Regions from separate parts of the Homo sapiens genome. Here region 2 is linked to region 1. A link is a loop called in an ENCODE intact Hi-C map of the cell type or tissue named here. Cell type or tissue: Calu3. All regions are shown on one strand. Each heading gives the region's core, and the rest is flanking DNA. Links, peaks and the distances in the headings are about the cores only.

The links. Hi-C counts contacts between places; a loop is a spot of excess contacts. Peaks named below come from ENCODE experiments on the same cell type or tissue, not always from the same donor. Only the 100,000 strongest peaks of a DNase experiment are listed, where the experiment ranks them.
Region 2: it touches region 1 in a loop (2.7-fold over the local background); 3 of 110 quality-filtered maps call a loop at or near these places.

What each region holds. Positions count from the first base shown.
Region 1 is chr18:22,207,889-22,214,910 of GRCh38, reverse strand. No RefSeq gene overlaps it. Among named protein-coding and RNA genes, the nearest start is that of GATA6, 42 kb to the right of the region's middle. In Calu3, for the core only: no CTCF peak of the experiment used is centred there; a DNase peak (open chromatin) is centred at 4,480.
Region 2 is chr18:22,375,360-22,382,381 of GRCh38, reverse strand. No RefSeq gene overlaps it. Among named protein-coding and RNA genes, the nearest start is that of CTAGE1, 39 kb to the left of the region's middle. In Calu3, for the core only: a CTCF peak has its summit at 3,450; a DNase peak (open chromatin) is centred at 3,511.

The sequences.
Region 1 (7,022 bases), core at 1,380-6,379:
GTCTGTTTTAAAAGCAAAGCACTTCACAGCCTAACCCCGTTCTGTTGGATGGGACACACTCAGATGGTAATCACATCCATCTGATGTGATTAAAAAAAAAAAAAAGCAATAAGTTTCTTGACATCGCTGGAAGAGAGCCTCTTGCCTCAAACTTCCTAGTGGCATTACAGTGCTCCAGGACTCCACACACAGTCCAAGGGAAGAGAACAAAAAATACCTCATTTTTATTTCAAGTTTACTCTATTAAGCCGTATGCTTGGCAGTTCACATACATGTCATTTAACAACTCTGGGAGATATCCCATTACTCCAATTCTACAGATAAATAAACTGAGTCTCAGAGAAATTAAGAATTATGACCACGGTTGCACAGCTGACAAGTAGAAAATTCAGGATTTAAGTCCAGGTCTGTATTATTGCAAAGCCTTGGTTCTTTCCAATATACTCTGGAGTCCTCTAAACTACAAGATAGTTAATGGAGAGGGTGGGTCTACCTATCATCACCCAGGAGCTTCTGTAGTGCAAATGTCTTTTTAATGATATATAAATTTTTAAAATATGTTTTAATCCAAAAAAACATGTATTGAGCGCTCACTAGATGAATGACATCGCAGTGATTAAAAGAAAAAAAAGCATCTAGTCAGTAAACACATGATGTCAATTTCTTTTCTTTTCTTTTTTTTTTTTTTTTTTTTTTTTGAGATGGAGTCTCACTCTGTCTCCCAGGCTGGAGTGCAGTGGCGCAATCTCAGCTCACTGCAACCTCCGCCTCCTGGGTTCATGTGATTCTCCTGCCTTGTCCTCCCCCGTAGCTGGAACTACAGGCATGTGCTACCACGCCCAGCTAATTTTTGTATTTTAGTAGAGATGGGGTTTCACCATGTTGGCCAGGCTGGTCTCGAACTCCTGACCTCCGGTGATCCACCTGCCTCAGCTTCCCAAAGTGCTGGGATTACAGGTGTGAACCACCACGCTCAGCATTGTTAATTTTTTAAAGTTAATGTTGTTTGAAACCATAGAGCCATTTCCAAAAAAGTGAAGCAATCACAAGCTGTAAATTCCTAACAAGTCTCTGCAAAGCTAGTGGTAAAACAAAAGGAGCTGAGAAGCTGTTTAAAAGCAAGAAGGGAACTTCAGGTACATCAAGTCCAAATGTCCCTATTTATAGACAGTAAACTGAGGCCCAGAAGAGCCCATGACTTGCCCAGGGTCATACAGTTCAACCATGACAGAGCTGAGCCCAGAGCCAAGCCGGTGGGAGTGGTCAGCTCCAGGACTTCAGCAGAGGCACCTTCTACATAACTTCCCCAAGAACCCTCAGAGAGGCCTCCAGCAATAACATAGAATTCCGATCCTGAGGGAGTTCTAACAGAGATCCCTATGGCCCCCGGCAAGCTTCATCATCACAATGTCCTCTTCAGTTAAGCTCTCTAACTTTGGACTGAGGCCCAGTTGCTAAGGATCAGTGGCCAAGCGTGTGGAGAGCGATAGTTAATTTTATGTGTCAGCCTAGCTAGGCTCTGGTGCCTAGTTGCTTGATCAAACACCACAGCTTGGTGCAGTGGCTCAAGCCTGTAATCCCAGCACTTTGGGAGGCTGAGGTGGGAGAATGGCTTGAAGAATTAGATACCAGTCTGGGCAACCTAACAAGACTGAGTCTCAAAACAAAACAAATTAGGCCGGATGTGGTGGCTCATGCCTGTAATCCCAGCACTTTGGGACACTGAGGTGGGCAGATCACTTCAGGCCAGGAGTCCGAGACCAGTCTGATCAACATGGTGAAACCCTGTCTCTACTAAAAATTAAAAAAAAAATTAGCCAGGCATGCTAGTGCACACCTGTAGTCCCAGCTACTTGGGAGGCTGAGGCAGGGGAATCACTTGAATCTGGGAGGCAGAGGTTGCAGTGAGCCGAGATCCCACCACTGCACTCCAGCCTGGGTGACAGAGCAAGACTCTGTCTCAACAACAACAAAAAAAAAATTAGCTGAGCATGGCAGCACAGGCCTGTACTTAAGAGCTACTTAAGAGGCTGAAGCAGAAGATCCCTGAGCCCAGGAATTGAAGCTACATTGAATTACGATGGTACCACTGTACTCCGGCCTGGGCAACAGAGCAAGACCTCCACTTTAAACAAAAAAAAAATCAAACACCAGTCTGGATGTCACTGTGAAGGTATTTTTTAGATGGGACTAACACTGAAATCAGTGGACTTGAAGCAGATTGTCCTCCATCATGTATGTGGGCCTCACCCAATCAGTAGAAGGTCCTAAAAGAGTAAAGATTGAAGTTTCCCCCAGAAGAAATTCTTTTCCCTGCCTGGCCAACATGGTGAAACCGCATGCAAAAATCACCCAGGCATGGTGGCAGGTACCTGTAATCCCAGCTACTCGGGAGGCTGAGGCAGGAGGATCACTTGAACCCAGGAGGTGGAGGTTACAGTGAGCCGAGATCAAGCCACTGCACTCCAACCTGGGTGACAGAGTGAGACTCAGTCTCAAAAAAAAAGGGAATTATTTTCAAGACTGCATCATAAAAACCCTGCCTGCATTTCCAGACTCCTGCCCTGTGGAATTCAGACTCAAGACCAACATCAGTTCTCACCTGAGTCACCAGCTTACTGGCCTGCTCTACAGATTTCAGACTTGCCAGCCCTCACAATCACATGAGCCAATTTCTTAAAACAAATCTCTCTCTGTCTCTCTGTCTCTCTCTCTCTGTCTGTCTGTCTCTGTCTCTGTCTCTCTCTCTCTCTCTCTCTCTCTCTCTCTCTATATATGTATATATATATATATATATATATATTCAAGGATATATATAAAATCAAAAATCCAATATATGGATTATATATGTATATATCCTATTGGTTCTGTTTCCCTGGAGAACCCTAACACATGGAGCATGAATGAATGGTGTGACTCTAGGCTGAAAATGGGAAGTGGAAAGCAGATAAATTAGTGAGTGCCCATCTTGTGAAAGGCACTATGCTAGCATCATGTTCCAGGGTACAAACTCTGCCCCTACCCTCAAAAAGCAGAAGTTGAATAAGGCTTCAAGGCTGAAGACTGGCATACGAGGCAGATTATGTCACCCTCCTTTTTGAGATAAGAGCACTGCAGCCTTGAGAGATTCCAGAACTTGTTCAAGCCTCAGAGCTGCTGTGTGGAGCCAAGATTCAAACCCCCATTTGCATGACTCTGAAGGCACAGTGTTTCCATTTCACCACAGCCCTGATTTATCTATGATGTCTCCGGAGTCAAAAGGGGGAGAAGGCTTCAGGTAAGATGGAGAGGGCCACAATGTCAAATGCTTCTAAAAGGTCAAGGAAAGAAGGTTGGATGGTGCTGGGGACAGGGGAGAAAAGCTCCATCTGCTGCCCCAATTCAAGATATAAACAACTGAAGGCTTCCCATGGTCAGTTCCAAAATAAAGGTATCTCTGACCCATTTAGAAAGAAAAGGAGGCACCTTCTGAAATTTCTCCTGGAAGGACTCAACTGGAAATCATGCCTAGTGATATCAAAGAGTCAGAAATTTTTTTTGGAGACTCAAGTGATCGGTAAAATGTAAATGGAAGAATAGGGTAAACAAAGCTACAAAGAAGGAAGTCCTGGTAAAAGTACAAAGAATAATAAGTATATAAGAAACAATGGGCCGGGTGCAGTGGCTCACACCTGTAATCCCAACATTTTGGGAGGCCCAGGCGGGTGAATCACCTGAGGTCAGGAGTTCGAGACCAGCCTGGCCAATGTGATGAACCCCCCATCTCTACTAAAAATACAAAAATTAGCCAGGCGTGGTAGCACACGCCTATAGTCCCAGCTACTCGGAGGCTGAGGCAAGAGAATCACTTGAACCCGGGAGGCGGAGGTTGCAGTGAGCCAAGATAGCGCCAGCCTGGGTGACACAGTGAGACTCCATGGCAAAAAAGAGAAAAAAAAGAATATAAGAAAGAATGAACAGAATGTTGAATTATAGAAATGTTAAATATTATTAAATCTATGCCAATGTATTCCACACAGGCCAATTTGTATTTGGTATGCCATTATAAATTATAAGTAACAAGCAACCGGTGTTCCCAGGATGATTTTCCATGGATAAGAAGCCCTGTGTTCTTAGTATATGGGTCCTCTGAATTAACTATAGTGGGTTCACAAAGTTTATTCAAATGGAGTCATCACTCTTTCCTGCCAGCCCAGCTACTGGTCATTGCCCAGCTGATTAGAGCCAGAGGTCTTCCCTCTGCCAGATTCAACAAGAGGGAGCATGAAGAATGCAGTCTCTTATTTACAAGCTGTGAAGCCTGCAAAAACTTTGCCGAGTGTATCTGTCCATTTGGTGATAACTGATCTCCAGTGGCTCAGAAAGGGCGGTTGTTTGGGTTAGCAAGTATAGGTGTCTGTCCTGATTTTCTGCTCTCGCAATGCTTCCATTTACTTCAGCAAATGTGGCCTGGTGATTCACTGGAGACCAATGGTCATGTGGGCTACTCCCTGGAAGGAACTCAGAGGTGGTGTTTGGAGACACATGCAATCTTTGAAAACCCATACTGGCCCAAGTCTCAGTATCTTGTTAATTCCTAAACCGATTAATGAAGCATTACTCAGAGTAAAAAGAAGTTATAGCCTCTGCCAAAGTCCAAGCTTTTGCTCACAATGTTTGGTTCTTGCATTTCCTTCAGGGACCTCTCAGCCTAGCCCACAGCACCAAGGTCATGGATCCCCGAGCCTGGAAACCTGAGCTCTATACTGACGAACCACAACCCAACCTTTCTGAGACTCAGTTTCCTCAGCTGGACCTCAGTCAAGTCTCTTCCATCTCTAAAGTTATATGAATTGATGATTTAAGTGAATAAATGCAGTGTGAGGTACCTAGATTTCCTTAATCAGACAACACCATGAAAAGTGTTTCCACCAACACCTGAACCACCAGCAGTACAAATAGAAACTGCATATTCTCTCAGAAAACACAAGAGAATCAACCGAAAAAAAATATGAGAATTTTAAATGGTTCTGGGAAAGAGGCTTACTATACTCTTAATGAACATGACAATCCATTAGAATAAACTAACATCAAAAAGTATTGAACACCTAAGAATAAACTTAACCAGAAACATGCACAAGATCTACAGGAAGAAAAGGTTAAAATTCTTATGAGGGACACAGAAAAAAAAATTTTAACAAACAAAAAAGACATACTTCATCTTGGACAGGAAGACTTAATAAAATTAAGATATTAATTCTCCCTAAGATAATCTAAAATTTTAATACTATTCCAATAAAAATACCAACAGGATTTTTTTGAAAAGGAACAAGCTAATTCTAAAGTTTATGTGGAAAAACAAGTAAGCAAGAATAGTGATCAAATTCTTATTTAAAAAATAAGATCAATGAAAAGGAGCTGGCCTTCTAAACAGTAAAATACATGCAAAGTATAGTCATGCACCACACAATGACATTTTGGTCAAAAATGGACTGCATATATATGAAGGTGGTCCCATAAAATGATAATACTGTATTTTTACTGTACATTATCTAAGTTTGGATATGTTTAGATACATAAATACTTACCATTGTGTTACAGTTGCATACAGTATTCAGTAGAGTCACATGCTGTACAAGTTTGTAGCCTAAGAGCCATAGGCTATATCATTATAGCCTAGGTATGTGGTAGGCTAAACCATCTAAATTTATGTAACCACACTCTGTGATGTTCACACAATGATGAAATTGCCTGATGTACTTCTCAGAAAGTATTCTTGTCGCTAAGTGAGGCATGCTTATATAATAATCAAAAAAAAGTATGAGATTGACACATATATAAACATATCATTGGTACAAAATAGATAGAAATAGACCCAAATGTATATGTAAATTTATATTAAATATATATCCACATAAGAATTTATAAAAGAGTACATATACATATGAGAATTTATATAATTTTGACTTTCTATTTTCAATCAGTGGGAGGGAAATGGATTTTTCAGGAAATGATGCTGTGACAATAAGGTTGCCATTTGGACAAATGTTGAATATATATTCTACATGTTACAACAACCAACAACAAAAGTTCCAGATTTAAAAAACAATGCAAACCTCAAAAATAAAACCATAAAAATACTAGAAGAAAACACGGGATTTTAAAAAAATCATCTTAATGGTGGGGAAGGCCTTCCTAATATTATACAAAACTCCAAAGTCATAAAAGAAAAGACCAATAAATTGAATTACTTTATGAAAGAAAAGATCATCATGACTTTTTAAAAAGTATAAACAAAGTAAAACAAAAAGCCAGAATATATGTATATATATTTCAAGTATATTTCAGACAAAGGGCTGCTTTCCTTAACATGCGAAGAACTTCTCAAATCAATGAGACTGATAACCCAATAGAAAAAATAAGTAAAGAAAATGGACAGAGATGGGCAAAAAGTTCACATAAAAGGAATTACACATGGCTCCTAATCATAGGAAAATATGTTCGACTTCGCTCACAATAAGAGAAATGCAAAACAAAACTCAGAGAATCAAGACTGACAAGATCAGAATGTTTGACACCAGACTTGTGTGAAAAAGAAAAAACACTCTTGTCCATTGCTGGTGGGAGTACAAATTGGGGAAACCTCTGTGAGAGCAATTTGGCAATATCTATCAAAATGAAAAGTAGATACCCTTGAGTCAGTAATGCTGCTTCCAGAAATTCATTTTACAGGTATATTTGCACCTGCGTGAAATGACACAGATAAGGGATATTAATTGCAGCATTACTCAAAAAAACCAAAGGCTGGAAACAAATGTACTTAAATATGGCACTGATTAAATAATGACCTACCCAGATATGCTAAGTGAAAAAAGCAAAATGCAAAGCAATGTGTATAGTGCGCTATCCTATATGTCAAAAAACTGGAATATATTGTGTGTCCCTAGTCAATGCATACAATCCATGCAAGAAATAAGAAGTTATGGTTAGGCGCGGTGGCTCACGCCTGTAATCCCAGCACTTCGGGAGGCCTAGCCGACAGA
Region 2 (7,022 bases), core at 1,302-6,301, 170 kb before region 1:
GAAAAATATTCATGAAACCCAATATTAACTTTAAAAAGCATGTGGAGAAATACTATCCACTGTTTTATCCCAAGTATCACTTGGAGTATGTGGGTATATAATAAGCTGGAAATAAGAATTATCTTAACAAACAGCAATAAAATTTCTCTTAGAGACTGTACTATATTTGCTTAGGAAGACACTTCATTAAATATCTTGGGGTGGAGGTATGAGCCTGAAAGCAAGGTCTACTGGAGGATGAAAACATAAGGGAATAGCTAGCTAGCTCTGTATTAGAAATAAAGAGGAATTATGGATGAGGAAAAGCAATGAAGAAGGAACGTAGAAAGGAATCGGAGGGAACTGCCAAGCACCATCAAGTATGGCCCCAGGACTTCCAGATATCTTAAAGCAGAGCTTCTCAACAAAGACACATAGAGAGGATAACTCATTTGGGGAGGGCTGTCCTGTGCCTTGCAGCATCCTTGGTCTCTACTATCTTAAATGACAGTAGCACTTGTAACAACCAAAAATGTTGTAACAATCAAAAGCGTCTCTAGTTGTTGCCAAATGTCCTTCGAGTGGCAAAATCACCCCTGTTGAGAACCCTCCCTCCTCAAATGCCCTAAACCTTAAGTGGAGTCTACCAGATATGCAAATATTTTATATAAGTTGTTTCTCTTGGGATATGCAAGGAAGGGGCAAATTCCACAACTGGGGTCAGTGCAAGTCACAGAGTAGAGAGCAAGAGTCCAGCAGAAGGAGGAAGGAAGAGCCCAAAGTGGCCACCTTCCCCTCACCTCCCAAACCCCAGAAATTCATGTAGCTTGCAGTGGGCATTGTGTGTTTATCTTGAATGTGAAAAGGGGAGGGAGGCGAACTAAATTTCCAAGATTTAAAGAGACAGGGAGAATATAAATAGATACATACATAAAGTAAGAAGGCATAGGATAATACACGTTAAGGCTTCCTCCCCAACGTCCATGCCATCTCTTAACACCTCCACCATTGGGTGAAGACATGGTGTTTGGGTGCATCCTCCCGCCCCTACCTCCCAAGGATCCAAGTTGTTCAAACAGGGTATTCTCGGGTCCCTTGTTTTAGTGATTAGTTCACAAGTGGGCCAATCCAAGTAGAGCTCAGGACTCTTATGCAAAAGCTATGAGAAGTGGGGCTCTTCCTCCCTGTGAAGATGGATGTGAGAGCCTGAATCCTAGTCTTGTTGCCAGAAGGGAAGCCAGCCCGAGAATAAAGCCAATCAATATACAAGAGTCACTAGAGAACGATGAAGAAACTGAGCAGGAGGTCTAATCAAGCCAGGCATGAAACCTACCCTGCCACTGAATGTTTCAAGTATATAAGCCAAAAAAGTTCCACTTCTTGTTTAAGCAAGTGTGAACTGGGTTTTCTGTTACAGAAGGCCTTCTCACTGATTAACATACTGATAGATAGGATATATTAAATATATATATTCACACATACACGTAATTTAAAGGACTAGATCAAAAAACATCAAAAATTAACAGTGATGTAGATTGTAGGAGTGTGGGCAACTTTAATTTCCCCTTTATGCTTATCTGAATTGTCTATAATAAATATTCATTAGTTTCACTAGCAGAAAGAAATCATTCATAATAATGTAGCATTTATGGGTGAAGTGGCATGGTTCTGGGATTTATTTTAAACTACCTTAGCAAAAAGCAAAGGTTGGAGGGAGATAGATTGAACAAATTTAGCAAGATATCCATATTGATATTGATGCTAGGTGACAGGGACATAAGGTTCATTGTACTATTCTGGCTTTCATAATTTTGAAAATTCACATAATAAAATGATGAAAGAAGGAAGGAAAGAAGGAGGGAGGGAGGGAAGGAGGGAGGGAGCGAGAGAGGGAGGGTGAATCTGCAGAGGTTGTTCTAATTACCATTGCTGGCTTTGCACTGTGCTGCATCTGTCCCAATGGGTCCTGAGTGTGCCCGTCCATTGCCTGGCGACTACAAGTTGGTGAACGCATCCTTCATAACTTCTCTGTCCTTCATCTGGATTGCACTGCTTTGGAGGTGGCTGTGAAACCTGTTGAACATCAACGCACTGCTCAGCAACCTCCCCACCCACCCCGCTCCATCACCACTGACAAAATGTGTATATTTATATTTGTATCAACTCTGCAAAAAAAAAATATATATATACATATATATATCTCTCTTCAATGTTGGACTTGTTGTCTTATTTTACAGTAGCATTTGAAATAATGTCAGATGTCCCCACTGTGACGGGGAGCTTCCATGAATGAGATTAATTCCGTGAATTGGATAAAATAAATCCAGACATTACTGAAATTAACTAATTTTCTTTATAACGCATCTGATGACAGTGATGAAAATCTGGCATCATTTAACTGTGTGCAAAGTTCTTTTCCTGCAAATGGAGACAATTCATTTAGAGTACAGCTTCATTTTCTTACATACAAAGAAAATTTAGAATGAAAAGGATTAAGTGGATTTAGAAAAACAGATACGTAGTCAAAGTGAGAAATTATGCTTCACGGGGTAATATGTAACCTTCCTGCTGTAGGTTCATGTGTTGAATCATTGAGACTACTTGTTATTTGTCTTTTAAGTTTGCATAACCAATTGCTACAAACATGGTGGCTTAAAAGAACAGAATTTATTCTTACAGTTCTGGAGGCCAGAAGTCCAAAATCAAAGTGTCCACAGGGCCACACTCCCACTGAAGGCTCTGGGTGACAATCGCTCCTTGCTCCTTCCAGCTTCTGGTGGCTGTCAGCTTTGCTTGTGGCCACAGCACTCCATCTCCATCTTCATCTTCATATGGCCTTCTCCTCCATGTCTCTGTCTCCTCTTCTCTGTCTTAGAATGACACTTGTCATAGGATTTAGGGCTCACCTGGATCATCCAGAATGATTTCATCTTGAGATCCTTAATTACATCTGCAGGTAAGACCTCTTTTTAAAAATTAGGTCACTTTCACAGGTTCTGAGTATACATACATTTTGGGTGGACTACCATTCAACCCACTACACTACTTAACTACTAACTTGGAAGCAGATGGTAACATTTCTTCAGCAGTTTTGACAATGTTACCACTGTAGCACTTTGAATGCCAACCAGTAGTTTGTGTCACTTAACCTTTCAACATCAACTTTCTTAAGAAATAGAAACTCAGCACTTAATTTTTTATTAATCATGCACTTAATTTTTAACCTCCTTGCTGCTGAAAGCATTTAATGTAAAATTTTAGAGAAATATTAACAAATAAAAATAAAGCAATATTTGTGATGCCCCCCATACAGTAAGTAACAAGATTACTCTAACAAGAGCATTTGGACTATGCCCTACAGACCGACTGCTCAGATCCTATTTCCCCCACATTTTTTACACACACATAACCTAAAATCTGCTTTATTTCCATTGGATGGTGCAGACTAATGGTCTACCAGCTTTGCACATCTCATAAACTGCAGCTGGAGCCATGGCACAACTAGATGGCACACCAAGTGACCAGCAGGGGCAGTCACATCAAATACCTCCCTAGATCTGAAGGAATGAGCTGTTCTGAGCTGCTCATACCCCACTGCACTTAGTTTTATCACTGAATGCCCTGCGTGCTATCCTTGAAAGGGAGATGCTAGTTATATTCCATCTAGAAAGAATGGGAAAAGAAACCCAGGAGAAGAGAGTGGGATTATTTCTGGTCCTTTTTCAAAATTACTAACATATGAAAGTGAGAATTCCAATCACTGCTATACAGCCTTGGAAGAAGTTCTTCTAATCAACAGGTTTACCAAATACTTGGCTTCATTTAACTCAATTAATAATAAAAATACTTTATTTAAAATAAAAAGTCAGTCTGGGTACAGTGATGCTCACCTGTAATCCCAGCTACTTGAGAGGCTGAGCTGGAAGGATCGCTTGAGGCTGGGAGTTTGAGACCAGCCTGGGCAACATACTGAGACCCCATCTTTAAACAAACAAATAAATAAATAAAAATAAAAACATTAAAACTCAGGAAAATTACAAACTACATGTAAAGGCAGGATAGTAGAGATAAGTTAGGACCATCCTAGGCAATCAGAGACATGAATTATCTTACCTAGAACTCACATAGGTTTTTCCATCTCTATAGTTTAACCTTTTCGAGAAAGTCATACATGTGGAAACTTCCTTCTGAGTCTGGCTTCTTTAACGTGGCATAATGCATTTGAGATTCATTCATGTTGTTGCATGTATCAATAGTTGATTATTTTTATTGCTGAGTATGGATGTATCAAAATTTGTTTATCCATTCACCTGTTATAAGGCATTTAACTTGTTTTCAGTTTTTGGTGATTACAGATAGTACTGCTATAAATATTCATGTACAGGTTTTTGTGAAAACATAAGTTTTCATTTCTTTAGGTTAAACATTTAAGAGTAGAATTGCTGAGTCATATGGAAAATGCATATGTAATTTTATAAGAAATTGCCAAACTGTTTTTCAAAAATGGTGGCTGTTCTTTGGCAGTCCTACCTGCAATATATGAAAATTCCAGTTGCCCTGAATGTTCACCGGCACTTGGTACTGCCAGGCTTATTTGATTGTTTTTTAACCACTCTAATATGTATGCAGTGGTATCTTTTATGGTTTTCATTTGCATTTTCCTAATGAATAATATTGAGCTTCCTTCCACATACTTATTTGTCACATATATGTCTTGTTTGGTGAAGTGTTAACATTTTTTGCCAATTATATAATTGAGTTTCTTTCTTTCTTATTGAGGTTTGAGAGCTCTTCATATATTCTAGACATAAGCTTCTTATCAGAGATGTGATTTTCAAATATTTTCACTCAGTGTACAGCTTGTTTTTTTATTCTTTTAGCAGTTATTTGCTCAGAGCAAGAGATTTCAATTTTTATGAAGTTCACTTATCAATTTTTTAATTGATCATATTTTTAGTATTATATCTGAGAGAAAGCTTTCACTGAACTCAAGATCACAAAGATTTTCTTCCCTTTTTTCTTTTAATAATTTTATGGATTTTTTATGTTTAGTTCTCTGACGCATTTTAATTTTTAAAAGGTATGAGGTTTAGGTCTAGGTTCTTATTTTGTAAACGGACGTCCTATTAGTCCAACACCGTTTGTTGAAAAGACAATCCTTTCTCCATTGGATTGCTTTCCATCTTTGTCAAAATCAACTGATCATATTTATGTGGTTCTATTTCTGCACTCTCTATCTGTTCCATTTATCTATGTGTTTATCCTTTTGCCCATACCACACTGTCTTGATGATTATGATGTTATAGTAAGTCTTCAGTTCAGGTAGTGTGAGTCTTCTAACTTTGTTCTTTTTCAAAACCATTCTGGCTGTTGTAATTCCTCTGCCTTTCCATAAAAATGTTAGGATCAGCTATAAAAATCCTGCTATTTTACTTGGGATTGCATTGAATCTATATCAATATGGGGAGGATGAACATGTTAATAAGACTGAGTTTTTCAACCCATGAACAGAGTATATTTTTTCATTTATTTCCATCTTTGTTGATTTTTTTCATTAGCATTTTGTCATCTTCAGCATACCAACCTACATGTACTTTGCTAGATTCACAACTATTTCATTTTTTGATTTTTTTGGAGCTATTGTAATTGATCCTTTCTTTGTAATTTCTATTTGACATTGTTTATTGTTAGTACATACATATATGAGGTTTTTATATTTACCATGTATCTTGCAACATTGCTAAACTCATTAATTCCAGTTTTCTAGAAGATTCATTGGGATTTTCTATGTAGACAATCATGCCATCTGTGAACAGAGGCAGTTTTATTTTTTTTCTTTCCATTGTAAATGCATTTTTCCCCTTACTATACTATGGCTGGGACTGCCAGCATGATATTGCCTTATTCCTGATCTTAGGGGGAAAGCATTCTGTCTTTCACTATTAAGTATGTTAGTTGCAGGGTTTTTGTTAATGCCATTCATCAGATTAAAAAAATTCCTCTATTTCTAGTTTGTTGAAAGTTTAAAATACAAATAGATGTTGAACTTTGTCAAATGCTTTTCTGCATCTACTAACATGATTATATGTTTTTCTTCTTTAGTAGGTTAATAGGGTATTTGCACCGATTGACTTTCAAATGTGAACCAGACTTCATTCCTGAAATAAACCCTACTTAGCCAAAAAGTTTTTATATACATTACTAGATTTAATTTTTTAATATTTTGAGAATTTTTGTATTTATGCTTATGAGGGATATTGGTCTGCAGCTGTCTCTCCTGCTGTATCATTGTCTGGTTTTGATATTAGAATAATTCTAGCCTCATAAGATGAGCATCCTCTTTTACTTTTCTGAAGACATTGTGTAGAACTGATATTATTTCTTTTTAAAATAATCACCAGTGAAACCATAAGGTTTTCTTTGTTGGAAAGTTTTTAACTACAATTTCTTTAACAGATAAGTACTAGTGAGGTTATCTATTTCTTCTTGAGTGAGCTTTGGTAGTTTGGGTCTTTCAGGGAATTGGTCCATTTCATCTATGTTGTTAAATTTATTTACATAAAGTTGTTCTTAATATTTTCATACAATTTTAACTTCTATAGGGTCAGTAGAAAGGCACCTCTTTCACTCCTGATTTTGGAAACTTGTAGTCTTCTCTTTTTCTTGATCAGTTTAGCTGAAAGTATTTCCTTTTTCATTTAAAAATTTTTTTTGAGAAACAGTTTTGTTACTTTGGTTCTCTATTGTTTTTCCTTTTTCTGTTTCATTGATTTTGGTTTTAGTCTCTTATTTCCTTTCTGGTGCCTGCATTGGACCAGTTTGCTCTTTCTTTTCTGGTTTCTTAAGGTGAAAACTCTTAATGGTTACTCTTTCATGGTGTATGTTTCTTCTATCCTCTTATTTTCAACCTATTTGTATCTTTGAACCTAATGTGTGTCTCTTATACACAGCATATAGTTAGATACGACTTTTTATCCAGTTTTTTAATCCACTGATTCTTTCTTCTGCCATCTCAATTCTGCTGTTGACCCCTTCTAATTAAT